Linked DNA regions of Mus musculus: region 2 is linked to region 1. The links are chromatin loops, found by intact Hi-C in ENCODE. Cell type or tissue: left cerebral cortex. All regions are shown on one strand. Links, peaks and the distances in the headings refer to the core of each region. The heading gives the core; the rest is flanking DNA.

Evidence for each region. A loop is a pair of places that touch in the nucleus more often than their neighbours do. Peaks named below come from ENCODE experiments on the same cell type or tissue, not always from the same donor. Only the 100,000 strongest peaks of a DNase experiment are listed, where the experiment ranks them.
Region 2: a loop joins it to region 1, with 1.8 times the contacts of the local background. A loop is called at or near these places in 2 of 42 quality-filtered maps.

The regions. Positions count from the first base shown.
Region 1 is chr9:24,117,375-24,121,374 of GRCm38, forward strand. All of the region lies in intron 2 of Npsr1 (neuropeptide S receptor 1), which reads left to right. Among named protein-coding and RNA genes, the nearest start is that of Npsr1, 21 kb to the left of the region's middle. In left cerebral cortex, for the core only: a CTCF peak has its summit at 2,227 (motif pointing right); a DNase peak (open chromatin) is centred at 2,245.
Region 2 is chr9:24,403,097-24,407,720 of GRCm38, forward strand. No RefSeq gene overlaps it. Among named protein-coding and RNA genes, the nearest start is that of Dpy19l1, 98 kb to the right of the region's middle. In left cerebral cortex, for the core only: no CTCF peak of the experiment used is centred there; a DNase peak (open chromatin) is centred at 2,852.

The DNA.
Region 1 (4,000 bases), core at 1-4,000:
GAAATTGCTAACTCTTCAGTAACTGTCCAGACATCTCCAGGGCTTAGTAGAAAGGCAAACTGCCCATGTCTAATTAAGCATCTTCAGGAATCACACCTTTGCAATCTGTCTCTGACTGTCTCACTGTAATGTCCGTTTAGGCATATGGATATCTTATATTCTCAATAAAATTAAGAATTCATATTTTTGCTTTTGGTATTCCCAGCTAACCCAAAAACAAACAAACAAACAAACAAACAAACAAAAAACCAAGAGCTTTAATTGGGACTCAGTAGTTGGGTGAAAAGCCACACAGTTCTCAGTAGAAGGAAAGTCTTTGCTGCTTGCTGAGAACCAAGGCTATATGCATTTATCATTGAGTCTTTTTCTGCAATTTCATTTCCTGACTTGAAAAGTATCAGATATTTACTCCTTCCTGCGTTTGAAATATCAGTTTTCAGCATCACATAAGTAACAGCATCCACAAAACATAGCAAGGAAATGTAAGGATGCACAGCTCTCTAACCTCACGCAGAGCGGATGAGGTAGTTGAATCTTTCTGTCACTTGTGATTTGTGATTAGTGATTACTGTCATGCGGCAGCCACACATTGCTCCAGTGTCCAAAATGTGTAATCAGAATTGACCTTAGGCTTACTCTAGCCCAGCTTCCAAGCCAAGCTTGGAACACTGTTTGGATCAGAATGAAGATGATTGTTTTCAACATGAAGGCATAAATTACAGTGTGAGGCAATGTTACTGTCTCTGCCCGAGGTGTGAAAGAAACCCACCAAGTGGGCAGGAATAGCATGAACTTTCCTGTGTGCAAAGCTGCATCAGAATCCAGGCTACAGGGTTTGCAAGCCAAGAGACCCTCTTGTGTCTTCCACATTTGCTTATTGGAAAAGACTGAACACAGGGACACTATAGCAGCCAGGTTCTGATGGGAGTATTGTCAACATGGAAGGCTTCCCCGGGGATGCCCAGAGCCTGGTCTGTGATCAAAACGCATGCTACTACATATGCACTATGGTAGTAATGTGATGAGCCAAAGAAGCCACTCACTTTACAACTGATAAATACACTTCAAGCTTTTGTTTTCCATATTCTAGGACTTCTATGGGAAAGATAGTTCCGACTACATCTAGCTAAATCATGACTTGCACTCCAGCAAAGCCTGACATGCCCAGAGTCAAGTAGAAAGACTAAATGGTTTCAATCTCCCATTGCAAATGAACCTCTCTGTATTTGTCATCCTTTAATCCATCTAATATGTTAGTTAACATTTACTGTGGGCCATTGTCTTTGGGCTCTTATTGCTGTGATAGAAGATCAGGGCCAAAAAGCAACTTGGGGAGGAAAGGGTTTATTTACTTCACTCTTCCAGGTAACCATCAGTTAGTGAATAAAGCAGAGCAGGAACTCAAGAAGGTTGGGAACATGGAGACAAGAACTGATGTCTAAGCCATGGAGGAGTGCTGTTGGCTGGCTTTTTTTTTTTCTTGCTTTGCTCAGCCATCCTAGGACCACCAGGACCTAGGACTACCAGTCTAGAAATGGCAGGGTACACATCAAGCATCAATCAAGAAACTGTCCCATGACCCAATCCAGGGGAGGAATTTTCTCAACTGAGGCTCCCTTTTCCCAATTTATTCCAGCTTGTGTCAGATTTACATCCAACTAGGCAGCACACCCATACAGATGTCAAGATCATCAAGGGGATCTAGACTCAGTGTCACCCACACACACACATGCACACACACACTGTCAGTCCTGTGTCAGTTCTGGCTGACATGACACTTATCATGGACTCCTATGATTTATCTCTTCAGAGCTGAGCTGCACTACTCTGAGGCTATCACTCAGGCAGCTGACATCACCACACCAGCCAGTTATCCTGTTTCAAAGTCAATTAGTTATAAGACATCAACCACAGAGCTGAGAGAACTCTACATTTAGGTATTGAAGATTCTAAATTCATCCCATAGATGGGCCTCAGTAAGAAACAGTATCATGTTCCATCTGGGAACTCACATGGTAGAAAAAGAGTACTGACTTCCAAGGTTTTCTGTTTATCTCAACATATGCACCATGGCATGCATGAGTGTGTACGCACTCTCACACAAACACATTCCGATGCAAAAAATAAATAATAATAATCAATGTAAAAATAAATTTAAAAAGAAAAATGGCAAATTCTAGTATGGTTTCAATCCAGTTGTGAGGCATCTGACTGGAATCCTGTTTCATGTGGCCACTAGGGGGCATTTAGTCCTCAACTATATTCTGTGAAGGTCAAGAATGGTATTGGCCACCATCAGGATGCATTAGATGTAAGGTTATGGGCAGAGACTCTGATAAGCTTAGATGACAGGACATCAGATTGATTCAGATAACGGGGTGAACAGGGAGAATGTGAGCACCACGAGCAAAGGTCTGCCACCCTCAGAACTCTCCAGCAATTGAAGAAAGGATGTAATCCTTCCTCTGACACTGCATACAAAGCTAAGCTAAACCCCTCCATCTTCATCATTGCTAACCATCAAGTCAGTCTAAGGAGGATTTTATTTTTATAATTATTCTAGCAATAAGAAAACCAAAGTCAAAGAGCTTCTCACCTAAAATGTATCTCACCTGGATAGGAACCAAAGCCTTTGAATTCAGTCAGGCTCCACCACTCCACTCAGCTCTGTGGGAAGTACTACTCCTGCATCGGCCTTTCCTCAGCTCCTCATTGCCCTTTCCTCCACAACTCCCCGAATCCTCACATTACCCTGTGTGTGTGTGTGTGTGTGTGTGTGTGTGTGTGTGTGTGTGTGCGTGTGCGCGTGCACGCGCGCGCACACATGTGAATACCATGAAAAAAATTAGCCAGCCATTCAATGTTTTCAAAGTTATATTTAATGAGACAAGATTAAACTTAATTGAACACACCTGCTGCATGTTTTATTATAGCATCAATACTTGTAGCATCAATACTTTAGATTATATCCAATAACGCCGCAGACAATACATGCTGTATAAATTCATAAATAAATTGACAAAATAAACTTTTAGGAAGAGCGCAGAAATCAATAAAATTACTTTTTCCATCTGAAAATTTCCTCAGATGGGGAGGACCTGTGTGGACGATTTGCACAGCTTCTGCCCATCAAACCCTGAGGAGAAGAAGCCTGGATTTGCTTTCAGAGCTCTTTGTGCCTGCAAATCTAATTTCAAACACTAAAGCAAGTCCAGCCCACCGAACTTCCCAGCACTCCTGAAGGATGGCTTGCACTTCACTGACATAGCAAACCAGTCACTTGATTAGAGCTTTAGTCACTGGGTGCTCCCATTGGGGCAGGTCTCAGCTCCACACTTACTCAAAGCTAGGATGCCTCAGCCTGAAATGTGCTGCTTATATAGAGAGAAAGCTGGTCTCCACAGTAGCCCAATGGACAGAAAATTACCATCTGCCTTTGGTGCCACCACTGTGCTTGCCCACTCACCATGTGCACAGTGGACCATTCCTGGCTGTCACTGATGAGTCTAACTGCACACACCACAGGCGGAGCTTTGTGTAAAGGAAGGGGAATGTAGAGAGATTTAAACTGAAAGGGTAACATCGAGTTTCAGTGTGGAGAGCCTGAGTCCTTTTACTGTTTTGACTTGCCTGCAAATGATCATTAGACTTTAAATATAATCAAAACATTCTGTACCAACAATAGAAAATAGGGAGCAAGGATGATGCCATGGGCTTCTGATTTCGGCTACTTGGGAAATTAGAAAGGAGATTGACAAGTTCAAGACCCATTTGTGTTATACCATCAGTTCAGTCCATCTGGGGAAACTCAATGATTCCCTGTATCAAAATGAAAAGAAAAAATGGGGACTGTGGATGTGCTCAGCACTAGAATGTTTACTGGTATCCTTAAGGTCCCAAATTCACTCCAAAATTTAGAAAGCAGGAGAGGAGGTTGAGGAGGAGGAAGACAAAGTTAGCTCATTACCTGGTGGAGAAATGAAAGAATTCTTGAAGTATA
Region 2 (4,624 bases), core at 362-4,361, 290 kb after region 1:
TGCCCTTGTTCTATGTATGACCACTAAGCTGAGATTGCTTAGTACTCACATATACTTTCTATCATATCATACCATACCAATCATATCATATCATATCATATCATATCATATCATATCATACCATACCATACCATACCACCTTCTAAAGAGTTGTATTAAATGTCCTTTGTGTGATTGTGGATTTATCTTCCTCTTCTTTTTCTAATTATCATCTAGAAGGCAAATCATTTGAAGAACAAGAAACTATGCTCAAATTAAGACATAGATAGGATAGATGGAGGATTCCAGGGTGAATTGTTGCATGGTTACTGTCTTTTTGCCCAACAGTCTCAAGTTATAACTAACACAACTAATGTCTTCTCATCCTGTGAGAAATGCCCTTTACCTGCGTCTAGCCACATTAACAGGTTTTCTGCTCTTGGGTCAGAAGCACAGTGCACCATAGACTAGCCACTGCAGTACCCGAGGCATGCAGCTCAACCAGGTTTGTGGACCTAGGGCTGACACACTTGCTTTGGCTAGCTTGCTTTCCAGGGTGCCAAGTCAGTTTATACTACTGGGTTATTTCTGGCTAGCAGCTCATCAAAAACATTTTTCTCCTGGGACATTAACTCATCTAGAGATTTTCTATTTCTCTTTACTTTCCATAGACTACATAAAACTCTTTTTTTTTTTTTTTGGTTTGAAAAAATATGTTTTATGCGCCCTAGAATTTACCATATTGTAAATAGAAAGTATAGTTTTTTTAAAATATCATTAAGCTTCATTACTTGCTAGTATCATTGCCAGAAGGCATGCGAACTCACAATGAGGAAGGACACACATTTCTTCTGTGAGGATGCAATGCAGTATAGGGAAAGTCATGTTAGTAAATGTACAGAGCTCATGGATGATGAGACAAGGGGGAAGGGACAGTTCACGTGGCCACATGACAGTCAGTCAGGGAAGGCTTCACAGAGAAAGTGACACTTAAGCTGCATCTCAAAGTAGACACTGATCAAGAAACGTGTAAAACACACACACAAAGAGAAGGAAGTTGATTTTTTCATATATATTAAATGGTCAAAGTAACTTTTGAAGTATCTTTTTTCTTTGAATTTCTAACTGGCACACTAGCCAGGACTTATAAATGAGTGAAATTTAAACTGTTCCTCCTTCCTCAGGCTTTGTCATGTGCAAAAGATGCAACTGTATATTGAAGTTTTTAAATAGACAAGCACAACTGAGTTCCATGATGAGTAGAAATAGTGCAAGAACTAACAATCACTTTGTCTACGCTTGTACGTGTTCATGCTTGTATATACATGTTTGCAGATATGTGTAGAGGTCAGGGGTCAGGAGTCAAGGTCAGGCATCTTCGTAAATTGTGCTTCGTCTTATTTTTGGAGCCATGGTGTTTAACTGAGAACCGTTTCCTTGTCTAGACTGGCTAGCAAGTGCCAGGCATCCTCTTGTCTCGACCTTCCCACGGTTCCCAGTTTTGTTTCCTGGATGCTGTGGACCCAACTACAGTTCTCATGCTTGTTCACCAAGTAATTCATTGGCTGATCAAAAGGCCCAAACCCATCAATGGTTGTTAATAAAACGATGTACTTGAGATATACCTTACCTATTTTGACTGGGCAGGGACCTCAAAAACGGTGGGAACCCCGAAATGAAGCATGGAAAGCAGGTTCTGAAATGTTAGCACACCAGGCATGGTGGTCTGTGGCGGTTGTTCTTAGTTGTCAACTTCACTACATCTGGAATTAACTACAACCCAAAATTGGGGGGGGGGCACACCCGTAGAGAATTCCTGCTTAATTTGAATTGGGGTGATCTACTTTCTAATTAATTAATTTTACATTCAAAACAAACCTCCCCCTTCCTCCCTTGCTCCCACTCCCTCCCTCTCATCTCCCTTCCTTCCATCTTCCTGTCCTTCCATTCTCCTCAGAAAATGGGAAGCCTCCCATGGATATGAACCCACATTGGTTCATCAAGTTGGGGTAGGACTAGGCACATCTTCTCCTATTGTAGTCAGTCAAAGCAGCCCAGTTAGGGGAAAGGGATACAAAGGAAGGAAACAGCCAGAGACAGCCCTTGTTCTTGCTGTTAGGAATCCTATGTGAAGACTGAGCTTCAAAATTGTTAACATATGTGCCAAGGGCCTAGGTCTGTCTCATACATGCTCTCTGTTTGGCAGCTCAGTCTCTGTGGGGCCTTATGGGTCTGGATTAGTTGATCCTATAGGTTTTCTAGTGGTGTCCTTGGCATCTGCTATTCCTTCCTCCTGTCCTTCCTTCCCTTAGCTCTGAGTAATGTTTGGCTGTGGGTCTCTGCATCTGTTTCCATCCACTGCTGGGTAAACCCTCTCAGATGACAGTTATGATAGATGCCTGTCTGCAACTACAGCAGAATGTCATTAATAGTGTCAGCGGTGGTGAGCCAGTCATTGGTTGGGCATTGTCTCCATTTCTGCTCCATCTTTATTCATGCCTGTAAATCTTGTAGTCAGGACAAATTGTGGATCTAAGGTTTTGTGGTTGGTGACCCTGAACCTCCACTGGAAATCTTTTCTGGTTACAGCAGATGGCCATTTCAAGTTCCATATCCTGTCTTAGCCAGAATCAGCCTCATAGATTCCTGGGAATTTCTATTGTTTCTAGCTCATCCCAGAGATGTCTACCCTTCTCCCCTCCCCAATTCCTGTTTTCTCTCTCCATATTCTCTCTCTGTGTCCTCCCCAGACTTGATCTCTCCTGTTCCCCTTCCCACCTCTCTCCCACCAATTTCTATTCTATTTCTACTTCTCAGGGAGCTTTAAGTGGGAAGATCTATCTCTAGTCTTTGAGGTAGAAAAACACATTCTTAATCCAGATGGAATCTGGGTCACACCTTGTGCTGGAAGTCTATGTATTATATAATGACATGAAAGAAGGGAGCTTTTATTCTTTGCCTTCTTGTTCTCACCATGATAGCAAGTCCATTCCCTCCCTAGCATTAGAGCCAACTTCTTTGATATTCCAGAGTAAATTGAAGACCAGTTGAGAGATCCAGCCTCATAAGCTGAGCAATTAACTGGATTCTTGGAATTTCCATTTATATAGCTAGCCATTGTTGGATTAGCCAGACCACAGCCTGTAAGTCATTCCTATAAAACCTCTTTGTATATATCTTAGTTTGGTATTTCGTTTCTTTCTTTTCTTTCTTTCTTTTTCTGTTAAAAGACACCATGGTGATTCTTATAAGGGAAAAGATTTGATTGGAGATGGCTTACAGTTTCAGAGGTTCAGTCCATTATCATCATGGTAGGAAGCATGGCAGTGTGCAGGCAGACATGGTGGTGAAGCCAAAAGTTCTATGTCTTGGCCAAAAGGCAGCAAGGATAAGGTTAGGATTCCACACTGGGTGGAGCTTGAGCATATTCCTATGCTCAAAGTCTGCCAAATGAAACACTTTATCCAACAAGGCCACATCTATTCCAACAGAGAAAGCTGCACCTTCAAATAGTGACGCTCCCTATCACCCAGCACCGAAACACATGAATCTATGGAGGCCAAACCTATTCTGTTACTCAAGAGAATCCTGACCAGCAAATGGCCCATGCTGTAGCCTCCCCTCCCCCGCAACACCAGGCCTTTAAACCCAGCACTTGAAGGGAGAGGCAGACAGATCTCTGTTAGTTCAAGGTCATCCTGGTTTACATACCAAGTTGGAAGGAAGGAAGGAAGGAAGGAAGGAAGGAAGGAGGGAAGGAAGGAAGGAAGGAAGGAAGGAAGGAAGGAAGGAAGAAAGGAAGGAAGGAAGAAAGAAGTCTAAGTCTGTATCTTTATTACCTTCTGGAACACTGTAGTATTTCAAAATTTGAGATTTTGTTGAGATGATGAAACCTACTAGGAAAATCCATATTATCAGCAATGGGAAGGGGTAGAACCTAATCCAACCTGGACCAAAAAGAGGCTGTTGATAAGCAGATACCAGGAGTAGAAGAGTGAAGACCATCAGGAGCCAGACCACACAGAACATCATCATTAAAGCATTACCTGAGGACCCAGAAAATGTTCCCATGCATGGTACGACATCTCTTCAAAATGCTTGTTTCTTATTTTCATTTCTTATTAAAAATAACTTGATAAGGATTAAAGTTATTGGAGTAATTAGTATAACAACTAAATGAGCTTAATTTTACTAAATTAAACTCTCCCCAGTATTAAATTTACATACCACAAAAAAAACCCAAATGCCTTAGAAATTGGTAAAATGGCATTATATTGTATTTAAAACAGCACGCCTTCCGAAGCAGAACACCAGGTGCCATTGCCATTTACTTGAAAATCATTTAACAACATTGTATATTGGGAGCACAGGTCTCCAGAGAAACCAGGAATGTTAAGTACACAGGATTGTCTGTGATTGGAAAATGTGAAAGATAAAACATTTATTCTTCGATCCGGAAAGCTGAGAATTGGAGGTGATGAACAGCCTGGAGATCTGTTATGTGTTGACCCAGGCCATATCAAGCTCCTATAACCAGGATTGGAAATGGATGGTAATCTAGATGACTCTTAGAGCCAGAGGCTTCCCTAAGCTTCGACATCCAGAAACAGAGGTGGCTCACAGCCCAGATGACCTTTGCTCTATC